Regions from separate parts of the Mus musculus genome. Here region 1 is linked to region 2. Evidence: chromatin contacts called from ENCODE Hi-C or POLR2A ChIA-PET data. All regions are on one chromosome and are shown on one strand. The core of a region is the stretch at or near the end of the contact, and the rest is flanking DNA. Distances in the headings are between cores, read along the strand shown. Region 1 overlaps Xxylt1 (xyloside xylosyltransferase 1). Region 2 has its middle 61 kb from the start of Fam43a.

Region 1 (6,400 bases), core at 330-2,829, 300 kb before region 2:
CCAGTTCTGGGCTCGAGGTCTTTTCGCCTCTACAATCAAGCTCTCCCAATAAACGTGTGCAGAAGGATCCTGTTGCAGCGTCGTTCTTCCTGGCCAGTTGAGCGCGCGCAAGACTACCTGACTTGCATCCTGGAGCCACATGAGCATGGAAGAAGAAAACTGCACAGAGCTGTCCTCTCGCCTCTCTACACCACATACGCACGCCCACACACACAGGATACTAAAATGTTTTAATTTAAAAAGGATCAAAGTGGCTGAAGAGAGTTCCTCATTGGTCAGGAGCACAGGCTGCTCTTCCACAGGACCTGGGTTCAATTCCCAGCCCCCACATGGTGGCTTGCAGCCATTTGTAACTCCAGTTCCCGGGGATCTGACAGGTGCTTCTGGCCTCCATGGCCACTGCACGCACATGGGACACAGACATATGTGCCAGTAAAACATCCGTACTCATAAAAATAAATGAATCTTTAAAAAGAATAACAACACAAACAAACAAATCCAAACTAGCCAAACAGAAACCAGCTTCTGTTTTTTCTGAGTAGACCCTGAGCCAGCCACAGTAGTGGCAGCGGTGGCAGTGGCAGCAGCAACAGCGCTATCCCCTGGGAGCTTGTCAGCGACGCCTCCATCTCAGTGGTGACTGGACAGGCCCACTCTGTAACAGGCTCCTGAAAACAGAGCCTGGATCTAGTCCACAGCGGCCTTGCTCTGAGCAAGACCTGTGAGGTGACAGTGTCTGTGTCAGTGTGCTGCCACTATCCGATACCTTGACCCAACCCACGCACAGATGCGCAGTGAGCGGCACAGGGTCTGCTTAGATGGGAGGGGAAGGAAGGTGCCCTCATTTCTCCTGGTTTAAGAAGTCATGCTTCGCTGAGGCCCTGCTACCTGGACCCTCGCATCTGAGGGAGGCAAGTCCCTGCGCCTCTGGCTTTTGGATCTGAGCTCCCTTCAGTGAAGGGCATTGGTGTGGCTGGTGGAGTTTAACTGGAGACACAAGGTCAAATTCCACACATACCCCTATGTATTCCTGCCACACACACCCACGTTCTGCTCACTGTCCTGGAAAGCACCCCATCGTGCGTCCCTGGCCCTTTTTCTTGTGACCTCCAATGCCACAGGGCTGTTGGGAGCAGTGAGCCAATTCCAAAGGTGACATGGGCTCCGTCTCCCCCTCGATAAACATCCCCCACCCCCTTGGCTTAGATTCAGGGAACAGACAGAATTGGTTCTCTAAGCTAAGGCTAAGTGTTGTGTGTGGGGAGAGCAGGGGCCGGGTGCTCACAAGCCCAGTCTGCATCTTAACGTCACTGGAGTCCCAGAACTCTCCAGAATTGAGTGGATCCCTGACAGCGGTGCCCAGCCCTCAATGAGGCCTCCGTCTCTGGGACCCTGCCTGCCTAGCCTTTGTCCCTGGGCATCTCAGACTGATGTGGATTCCTGGCCTCTGCCTCATCCTCCCTCTTCACCCTGGGGGAGGGAGCCTCACAGCTGTCAGCTTGCGGGTACAAGATGTCCTCTCTTCTGCAGCCTTCCTGAACTCTGCCTCCAGTATCTTCTCACAGGCTGTGCACTCCTGCCCCGGGATCTGATTTCCCCTCCCCCAGTTACTTCACCCACTTGAGGCCAACATGTTGGCAAGTGCCTCTGTGACTCTCCAGACAAACACCAGTAAGATGCATTCCAGGGTTCACCTGACTGGTTCCATTCACACCCTCCCGGCTCCGGCAAGCCATTTTATCTGTCTGTTATTTATCCCAAAGAGGATTGTCCAAGGGACCTTGAAAATTAGCATTGAGGTCAAGCTGTTCTCACTCTAATCCCTCCTTCTCTATAGGTTACTTCACCTGCCATCTTCCTAAACTTCCTCCATATCCTTGACCTTAGATATGCCCCAGGGCTCCCCTCTTCCTGGCAAATCCCTGAGCCTGGTCCTCCTGTCCCTACTTTAGCTTTCCTCATTAGAAGCTGGAGACGACAGCCCTCCCCTCACTCAGTCCTTTAGATATTAGTGTGAATATTAGTAAAGTCTAAACAGTCTAGGACACAGTAAGTGCTCTCTGATCATTACCCATCAGGTCCTTCCCACCCCCGCCCTTTCCCCAGCACCCTCCCATCAGTCTGGTTGCTCTGGCACATGCTTCCTTGCCCTCCTCTAGCCTCTCTGACAAGATGCCGTCAGCTCCCCTCTGCTTCATTCAGTTCATACCCTCTCCAGTCCAGCATGCCCTGCTCCTTGGTATCCCTTACCCACTTCTCCCAAAGGTCACTGTCACCTCCTGTGCACGGTCAAGCTCTTGAGCCCCAAGGCCCACCCTCGGTGGCCCACTTCCTCTTGCCAAACCTTGTGCTCTAAAGGTGCCACAGCCTCCCAGAACAGCACCCACGGCTAGAAACCAAGGGACATTTCAGACTCAAAGAAAATGGACCCGGAACTTTATATTGCTGTGACTGCATGCAAAAATAAACCTCTTTTTAATTAAAAAGATGAGCGCTAGATGCTGATGGCTTAGGTGTGGAGGGCACCACATGGGGAGATAAAACCTAGAGAAAGGCCTGACTGTGCGGAGAGGAGATGGAGTGGAGGAAGGCCTGCTGGCCTGGATCACAGGGTTGGCTGATGCGTGGCCTGCAGACCCAGCCAGGTCTGTGTGGCTCTGAGGCTCCTCTGAGATCCCTGCAACAGAGGAGCCCCAAGGCCTGAGTTAGTATCAGCTGCTCAGGTTTTAGTGCAGAGGAGAGGTGGCTGGGGTTCCCCTAGGCCGCCATCTTCCTGACTCCACTTCTTCCAGCCGCTAAATGTCTGAACTCAACAAGAGTCTGGGGTTCCTTCATCAGCCTGTGTCAGCCATCTGCTGGGCTTCTTTACAGCTTTGTATCTTCTCCTCACATGCCAGCCCTCCCAGCCTGCACTGCTGCTAATGGCTCCCTGTCCCTGGCTTGCCCTTCCCCTTTTCCAGGTCCTCCTTGTGCAGCTCTTCCAGAATCTACCCAACTCCAGCACCTCCGTGCCCTGCAGTTTGTAGGATGGACTGGTGGCCGTCTCCTAACCCTGCCTCGTCTTCCCAGCTCCAGTGCAGCAGGGCTAGGAGAAAGGCTTGTGACTAAGGTTTTGCCCAGGCAGGTTGAAGAGCCTGCTCCCAGGTGGCATGGCATGAAGCCTGCAGTGTGGTGGGGGCTCAACACCTCCTGAGAGGGGTCAGAGCTTCAGGGCCTGGCTGGGGGCCTGGGGAGGCCTCAGACTGATGCTGTGATTCTTCCGGGCTCTGAGAGGACTATGGGTGTGTGGAGGGGGCTAGGCTGTCTCGTCAGAGTTTCTGTAGCCCCCAGAGATTGACTGGTCATAGCCTGTGCAGCTGTGGGAACCAAACAGCAATGTAGGTCACCTTGAATATGCCCAAGTCTGGCACAGGAAGCCATGTCGAAACAGAAACAACCAGATGGCTGGGTGGACAAGGGCTGGTTGCTGTGGTACGCACCCTTAGCAAGCTAGGCAGGCAGGGAAAGACATCTGCAGAGTCAGCCCTCCTGGGGCTGAGCGCCTGCAGTGGCAGACAAAGCCATTTCCCCTGGGCACACTGTTTCGCCCTCTGCTCCCGGAGCCCACCCGAAGTCCCATGAGAGTTCTCTTATCCCTGTGCCCAGTCTAGGCCATTGCCCAGCAGGCCACAGTGGCCCACACAGTTGGCCTCATCCTTGCAGTGGGGTGTTCTGCTCGTTCGTTTTGAGGTCAGTAGATGCTCCTTCAGTGATACCTAGCTGCTGCCCTCAGGTATCCTCTGGTGCCCAGAGTATCTCAGTGAGAATGAGGCTTTGGGCGTCTCCTGCTGGATGACATGCGGCTGCTGCTTCTCTTGTCTTGTGGGTCCCCAAGCCCTGACTAGGGAATAAAGGACAGACACCCCATACAGAAAAGCAGGGATCTGGTGGGGTCCATGCACACTGGGGGAGCCACGGCTCCACACCAGCAACCTGGAACCTCAGTGCGGTCCTTGGGTAGAGGTTGGCTAGTCTTACATGCAGACTATAAGCATCCAGGAGGAGGGAGGAGCTTTAGTTGCTCATCTTTGCACACGCCGGTCCCTCATTTGCACTCTGTCTCCAAGGGAAGGCTTTGACACTGTCGGACAGTGAAATGGCAGTGCCCATGTCAACAAGACACACTCCGTCAGGACTTCCCCGACCCAGGCTCTGTCTGTCCCTTTGGGCCCTCAGGGTTCACATTGCTGGCCAGTGTCCCTTTTGTCACTGTCTTGTCTCTAGCAATAGCCACCTTTCCACTCTCCAGGCCAAGCTCCCCACCCACCATGACATTTTCTCAGCCCGTGGCAGCAGCAAAGTCAAGAACCTGGGGGGTTCCAGGTGCCCCTCCCCACATTTTGAGCCTGTAGATGGAGAAGATTCGGTGAGATGAGGATGAGCCCTGATGTTTGCCTAAACTCCAGCTGCTGAGGCGGTAGCTCCCAGCACTGTTGAATGTCACCTTTCTTGGGAATGGAGACGTCAGGATGTAACTGTTGGTGAAGGGGGATTTGTTGTGGAATAGGACAGCCCCGTACTCTGGGTGAGCAGAGATACCTGTGCACACAGAGATCACCCCTTGAAGGTGGAAGTCGGTGATGGCTGAAGACACTAGCAGAAGCCAGGGCAGCGTTGAGGGTGTTCTTCCTCACAGCCGGCACAGGCAGCTCCATGCCACCATCCGACATTTAACACCGCAGTCGCAGCTGGCTGAGTTTCTGTTGCGTGGCCTGCCTGGTGTGCCTACTTTGCTATTAGGACATAGTCAGCTGATGACCTCAGAGTTCAGGGACATGGAGGGAAAGTGAAAGGTCCTCTTTGCAGGTGGTGGCAGAAGAAAGTCTCTTGAAAGCTTGGCTCTTACAGCAACAGCTCCCCAGTGCCCTGTATGACCCTCCCTCCCAAGCTGAAGGCAAAAGCGCACCAATCCCTAATCTGAGTGTGGTCTGCTCTGTCCCTGCTGTGTGGATGGGTAGTGGTCCTGATCCCTCTGCCCTCTAGTCCTATTACAAATAGCCCCCTGCCCTAGGAACTTTTCTTATCCTCCTAGGCTGAGCCAGGGACACAGACCATACGTCTGCAGAACATGCTGGCCAGTGAGGCTGAGCGGAGGCTGGTTTTGCGAGGGGAGGCAGGAGGGTCAGGACTCGCCATTTCAGATGAGGAGAGCCTCAAGGAAAGCACTGTAATTTGTGCCTCTTACAAGGTCTGCTGGGTCTCTATTCCCGTGGAGTCCCTTCCTCCTCTCAGGTAGCCTGGTTCTGCCCCTGAGGACTGGTCCACCCGTACTCATGGGCCTTTTTAGCCTGGGAAGCTGAAGGCTCAACCTTGCCTCATGCTGTCTTCCATATTAGGGATATGGAGTTTGCTGACTCAGTTACTGGCCTACAAACAGCTGGTGTTTGTAACCCACATTTCCTACGAGGGCCTCCAAATAAGGGCAGGTGTGCGTCCATCCTACCCCTTCCAGGGATGTACCATCAGGAAGAAAGGGCTTGAAGGGGCTTCATTTGCACTTTTTCCAACAGGCCTCACTGACTTTTGGAAGCACTCATTATTTACAGTGGACCATCTGTGCGAGGCTGGTTTCCAGTTGAAGACTATGTCCAATGAGAAGGAAAAACCTAACCCCTGCTGTTATGGCACCCAGGTGATCATGGGGAGTGGAGCGAGACCACACAGAGCAGAGCGGATGGCTGTGAGCATGGGCAGCTTGCCCGAGAAACTTCTGGAAGATCAGGGCTCAGGACCACATGCCTGGATTCATCCAGAGACCCTGGGACATACATAGCCAGCCCAGGCCCCTGTGAGGCTGCATACTGAGCTGATTCAGAGTGGTTCTTAGGTCTGCCCCCAGAGCCAGTGACATGACAGCAGTGGCTATAGATATCCTGGTCCCCAGGTCCCTTGGCCTCAGGTGTGTTGACCAAATTCAGAAATTGCAGAAGAATTGGAATTCAGGTGCCATTCCTTGGAACATTAGCCTGTGGAATCTGAGGAAGTCAGAGAAAGGTAACTGCAAAGATCAGAAGCCTCCTCTAATGGACCAAAGACCTCGGTGTCCCGGGAGCATAGGAGAGGGCTGTGCAGTCCACCCCAACCCTGCCTTCATGGCACACAGGGAGTGTGGTGCCACCGACTCCCACGCAAGAACTCGGCTTGCCCCAACCCTGTTCCGTTCTCTCTTCGTGCCTGTAAAGCTGCCGTGGAGGCCGGGGAAACCAGCGGATCCAAAGTCCTCTGTGTGCTGCCTTCAGTCCGGATAGAGGGAGGAGCACTTTGACCAGGGCACACAGAAGGCCATTCTGTGCTCAGGGAGGTTCAGTTTCCTTTCAGGCTGTGTCTGCTTGCATTTCTAGTTTCCCCGCCCCTTTTTGTC
Region 2 (5,733 bases), core at 659-3,158:
ATTTGCATTAAGATGCATGCACACAGACTGAGGATGCTTTATCAGAACACAGTCAAAAAGATAAATGCAGACAAATGAAAATGGCCATCTTTATATAAAGAAGCATCGTAGAATTGAGGTATAGGAATAATTACCTTTGGTATTCCAAAAAGAATATCTTTCAGGGACCACTGTAAGAACGTGACTTGAAAGACAGGGGTAATATTGAATCAGTCCTCGGGACTTGGGGTCCAAATTAAAAAAAAAAAGATGGGGCTACTTAGGAGGCCCAGGCAGGACAATAACATGTCCAAGAGCAGCCTGGGCTACAGAGTGAGACCCTCTCCATCCAAAAATTAAAATAAATAAGGAAGGAAGAAGGGGGGAAAGGGAGACATGGGGAGAAGAAAGAAGAAAAGAAATAACAGCCCCGTGACCCAGCAGTATCATTAAGAATGGCAACGGAGCCAGGCAGTGGTGGCGCAGCATACCTTTAATCCCAGCACTTGGGAGGTAGAGGCAGGGGGATGGAAGGAGTTTGGAGCCAGCCTGGTCTACAGAGCAAGTTCAAAGCTAGCCAGGGCTGCAACAGAGAAATCCTGTCTTAAAACAGAAAAACAAAGCAATCTGAAGAACTGCGTGTTTGTTCTCATAGGAGGAAGAGGCAGCTATTTGAACCCACTGGGGCGCACAGATGAAGAGGAACTTTTTGTTCTTAGCCCTGGGTGCACATTCCACACCCCAGGGCAGCTTTGAAGAGACCCTGGATACCTGCTTCAGTTGTCTCCAGATGGGCAGAGGATTTGGGTTTTCAGCAGAGTCTGGTAAGGCTATCTATAAGAGGCCAGGCTTTTAAGGGATGCAGCAAAGATCCTTCGTGTAACACCTGGTGCGCTCAGGAGATGGGAGTGCTGTCAGAGCTGTGTGGAAGCGTGTTTAGGGAGAAGAAAGGTGAGCTACAGTCAGGAGTGGGGCGGGGGTGGCATGTGGTGGACACTGTTTTAGAAGAGTAGAGAAGCCAGAAAGGAATTAGGGCAGAGGGAACCAGTAGAAGCCAAGAGAGCTTAAAGGAAAGCAAAGCATAGCAGGAGCATCGCCGTGTCAAGGGGACAGAGCCAGACTGCTCAGGCTAACCCTCATGTTACTGAAACTGTGACAAAGCCAAGACTGGGAGTCCCCTCTCTGGCCACAGGTCTCAAACACACCACCCTGATGCCTCCATCCCACAGAACACCCCTTCCCTTTTTCCTGAGGGGACCCTCCTCTGCCTGTGGGCCATCCTGTTCCCCGGGCAAGGCGCTCATCACAGAAGGAAGAAGCTACCTACCTCAGAGGGAGATCAGGTGACTTGAGCAACCAAGAACAAGCAGACCATAGAAAGGAATCTCTGCTTTACAAATTAGCTACGGTCACTAATCCCTCCCCAGTTAAGTGTTTCCAGCCACTGCAAATGTTCTAACACCCTCGGAATTCAGGTCCCTTTGGCTTATTCATCCTGTAACTCTGGAAGCTCGTCTGTTAGATTTTTTTTTTCTCAGTGTGTCCAGCCAGGCTTGTTCATGTTGTTCGAGCCATTCCCCAGCTTCCTGCTTCTCTACTAACCGACTTCTCATGCCGCTGAGAAATTGGGGCCCATTAAGTCGGGATCCAAGAAGAATGGCTGGGAACATTCAGTCTCCGCCAGAATGCTCTGAATGCCCATGTGTTCACAATACTAGATGTTCTCAAATGTACCTGATTTTCACAGACAAGCAAAGAGAGCCAAAGAGAGGTTAGTAAATTTCCAAGATTTGAGCACAAAGCTCCTGTCGGGGCTGGGTTTTACACATTTGGCTCTAGTCCGTGGCAGCATGTGGCAGACCATCAAATACTCACTGACGGGTAGGGCTGAGCGGAGATTGCCCCCTAGCCTTCTATCTCCTCCCAGGCACAGCTGTGAGGTCTAGGTCCCTCATGTATGCTCACCATCTCAGTTACACTGTGATCTCAAAGGGCCTGGCTGGGTCTACATGCCGCAGTGTGGTAATCACTGCAGCAGATGCTCAGGCAGCCTTACGGCCCTGTCCCTGGTCACCTTGGTTCCAAATGTCAACCTCCTGGCAGGATGTCTTTGCAGAGAGCCTGCCTTCAGGATCATCTTATGAAGGATTTCTGAAGAACTTCCAAATGTTTGAAGCTGAAACAGGAGGGAAAGCTATCCAGGTTTAATGCTCCCCTCCCCTCCCCCCCCCCCATCCCTGGTACATACGCTGGTGCAGCTTCTTTCTCCTATTGGTTATTGGACTTAACACAACATCTCTAATTTATTGTTTCTTTATTTATTATTGCTAATATGGAGAGACACATAAGGGCTTTGGGGGAGGTTTCTTTGCAATATCCCAACTGAAAACCCAATTGGTCGCCAGTGTTAACTATGAGACCTGTAAATGGTCCATGGAACAGACTGTGATAGCATTATGAACAGTGCTCCTGGAGCTTAAGGAGGCGACTCTGACAGGAACATCACAGGAAGTAGCAGGGAAGATGGGAGAAACGGTGGTCTCTGGCTTGCCTGTGGCTGCATACAACTACCACTGAGACAAGCTGCTGTGAGTGCCTTGTACCGTAGGCTCCCTGATGAAGAGCTTATTTCAGCTTCTCTTGAGGCAGTACAATATGACCCCAGGACACAGCCATTTGGGAGTGGCCAAAAACAACTATTGTTTTTGAAAGTTCTCAAGAGTTGAGGATTTAACCAGCTTAGTAAAGGTGATTTGGCCTCTGCTCTTTCATGCTTAGGCGTTGTCTAGGAAGGCATGAAGACAGGGAACTAGAAATAGCCAGGGTTATCTTTACTTAAGTGACTCACATTGGGTATGAGTAGGCTCTTCAGGTAGCTTATTGCCAGAAGATCTACGTCTGACATGTCCATGAGTTCTCAGCATGGGCTATCCTGGTCTTCTTCACAGAACAGGGACTGGGTTCTAAGGAGAAATATTGCAAGAGAGGAAAATGTGTGTTCTAGCCTTGGGACTCACATTGTGGTGGTTTGAATGAAGATGGCCCCCATGGACCCATAGGGAGGGACACTATTAGGAGGTGTGGCCTTGTTGGAGGAGGTGTGGCCTTGTTGGAGGAGATGTGGCCTTGTTGGAGGAGGTGTGTCACTAAGAGTGGGCTTTGAGATTTCAAAAGCTAAAGCCAGGCCCACGGAAGCTCTCTTCCTGTCTATCTGGATCTAGAACGTCCAGCTACCTCTCCAGCACCATGTCTACCTATGTGCCACCATGCTTCCCACCATGATGATATCGGACCAAACCTCTGCACTGGAAGCCAGTCCCAGTTAAATGTTTTCTTTTATAAGAGTTACCATGATCATGGTGTTTCTTCACAGCCATAGAAAAACCTAAATAAGACACACATAGCAATTCTCCCACACCCCATTCATCAGGGCAGTCACAAAACTCTGTCTGGCTTTAAGACGAGGAGAAATGTATCTATACACACACTCCATGGGATGGGTTATCAGTGTCAACTGCATAGAAAATATGCAAGATGGGCTCACTGTGAAGCAAGCTTTAGAAACTGTCTTATCCTGTGTCAGTTGCTGACACAGTCCTGCCATTCAAAGCCTTCTACCAGACACTCCCGGTGCACAAATCCTACTGCAGGCAGGTCAGAGTCTGCCTTACTCAGCTCAGCCTAAGTAGACAGTGTCTGTTTCTACTGATTTCCTCGTTATCCAGACTATAGCAGTCACAGGATTCCCAATTGTGCTTGAATAACAGGTAAGATACACACACACACACATACACACACAGAGTAAGATAAAAAGTCTCTTAGCAAACATGAATCCTGGGGTCTTCTTTTTTGCTCTAGCCTGGGCTACTTCTCCCTTGCTCTTTATGAAATTTTCATTATGCTGCGAACCCCTGGCTCTGAAAATACAAACCGACCAAAAGGTTGTCTTCAACTGTGGTTATTGCTCACACGCTTAGAGATTCAAGTTCTTTGTCTCTCCCTACAAAATTAATGACTGCAATAAATGAAAGGCAGCTTGTTTCAAAGCATCAAATGACATGGCCGACCTTGGGTGTAGATATGGCTAGAGTTAATGGAATTTTTGCGTTCAGCCTTGCTTCATTTCAGCTCATCAGACCCATGACTAATAAAGGGCTGGTTAGCATTGCTTACTAATTATTCCCCAATTAAACCACAGAGGAAGCTCCTGCCTCCTTATATAGACCCCATCTCTAGGAACTTAGGAGTTGCCTGACAAATGGAAATACATGAATCAGCCACATGAAGATATCCCTCTACATTGTGCCAGGAGATGCCAGGCCTTGGTGAGCGCAGATGATGCAGACTAGGTAGACTCCACAGAGTATCTACACCCATCCCTCGCAGCTCCTGAAGAGGAAGCTGGGATTCAAATAGGTTAAAGGTTTCAGAAGATCACTGGCTCTCTCAGATACAAGGCAAGGGCTCTGAGAAGAGTCTTTTCGTTCCTGCGTTCAGCTTTGGTCTCCTGTACTGCCTGTGGTTTAGCTGGCCAGTCCCTCTCTCAGCTGCTCATCCAACATTAGACACATGTATGTTTGTTAGTGAATGGTGCGGTGTAGGCCCTGGGGAAGCACAGGCCTGCTCTCATTAAGCATTCAGTCCAAAGGGAGAGAGAGCAGTTGACACTCCTTAGCAATCATATACAGAGAGCCCTTGTCATAGACGAGATAGAATTATAGGCTAGAGAGTGGGTGGATAGAATGATCAAGGTAGGTGGTAGAAAGAGATCCCTCGTTTATCTTATTTTGGGGGTGCTATAAATCAAATCCAGGGCCCCATGCATGACAGGCAAATGCTTTATCTCTGCATTGCTCCGCAACCCCAAGAGAGGCCCTTTGGGTAGGATGGTGGAGGCAGGCTTCCCTGAGACCGTGACGCCAGAGTGGCCCTAAGTGATGACAAAGAACCAGATCTTGGAGGAGAAAAGTCCCCCAGAAGGAGATGGAGTGATACAAAGGCGGGAGGAGGAATGGGCTGGGCTGCTCAGAGTGGTAATGTGGCCAGTTAAATCAAAATTCTGGGGCAGGGAAGACACCTGAGGGGCTCTGAAGGGCTGGCACCATGTTGGTCATCACAGAGAGAGTGAGGAAAGCTTGTTTGGTTAGAAGGCCTCACAGAGCTTGCGGCTCCGCACACAGCCTGCAAGAACTCCGTGCATTTGGCCTGTTTGGTCCTGATTTCTACTTCTTTCCAAGTCAATCATGAAGGGGAAGGTGTACTCTTGAGTCTTTTGAAACCTAAATACAGCAACTCGCAGTATGACACTACAGTGTTTATTCCCACCCTTGCCATCTGTCAATGGATGGATTTTTTTTTTGAAGTGTCCACTGTCATTTCTGTTAACACAAGTGCAGTGTCCGTACCTAAACAGCGACTTCATCACAAAATGCCCAGCTGCGATTTCTACTTAAAATTCTATTTGATTTATGACACACCCTTAGTTTTCTCAGGAAAGAGGGTTGAAAAATAGTTGAACTTTTCAGAAAACCACCAAGATCCAGTAGACGTGCCCGGGAAGGGTGGGATTGAGCTAAAAAGGAGGGGCTTCTAGTCTGAAGGTCCCTGCTATACCAGGAGGCCTCTCGGCAGCTTCTCCAGCTGGAAGCCAGGCCTGTTTGCTTTGTACAAGCAATTCGCCTCTTTGAACCTTAGGTGGCTTTTCTGCTTGGTGGAGATTAACTTCCGAGGACCGTGATGAGGATTAAATATGGC

What was found. A loop is a pair of places that touch in the nucleus more often than their neighbours do. ChIA-PET counts read pairs that join two places held with the same protein, here RNA polymerase II (POLR2A).
Region 1: POLR2A ChIA-PET joins it to region 2 with 21 read pairs in Patski. The contact joins two enhancer-like sites. A Hi-C loop is called at or near these places in 1 of 37 maps with a recorded cell type or tissue (v-Abl transformed pro-B cells). POLR2A ChIA-PET finds 5 or more read pairs at or near these places in 2 of 5 experiments (Patski and embryonic stem cell).

What each region holds. Positions count from the first base shown.
Region 1 is chr16:30,959,763-30,966,162 of GRCm38, reverse strand. All of the region lies in intron 3 of Xxylt1 (xyloside xylosyltransferase 1), which reads left to right. Among named protein-coding and RNA genes, the nearest start is that of Gm46565, 10 kb to the right of the region's middle. Within about 2 kb of position 1,579, at least 1 of the 3 ENCODE cell types and tissues checked has a DNase peak (open chromatin) inside an H3K27ac peak, as active enhancers do.
Region 2 is chr16:30,657,473-30,663,205 of GRCm38, reverse strand. No RefSeq gene overlaps it. Among named protein-coding and RNA genes, the nearest start is that of Fam43a, 61 kb to the right of the region's middle. Within about 2 kb of position 1,908, at least 1 of the 3 ENCODE cell types and tissues checked has a DNase peak (open chromatin) inside an H3K27ac peak, as active enhancers do.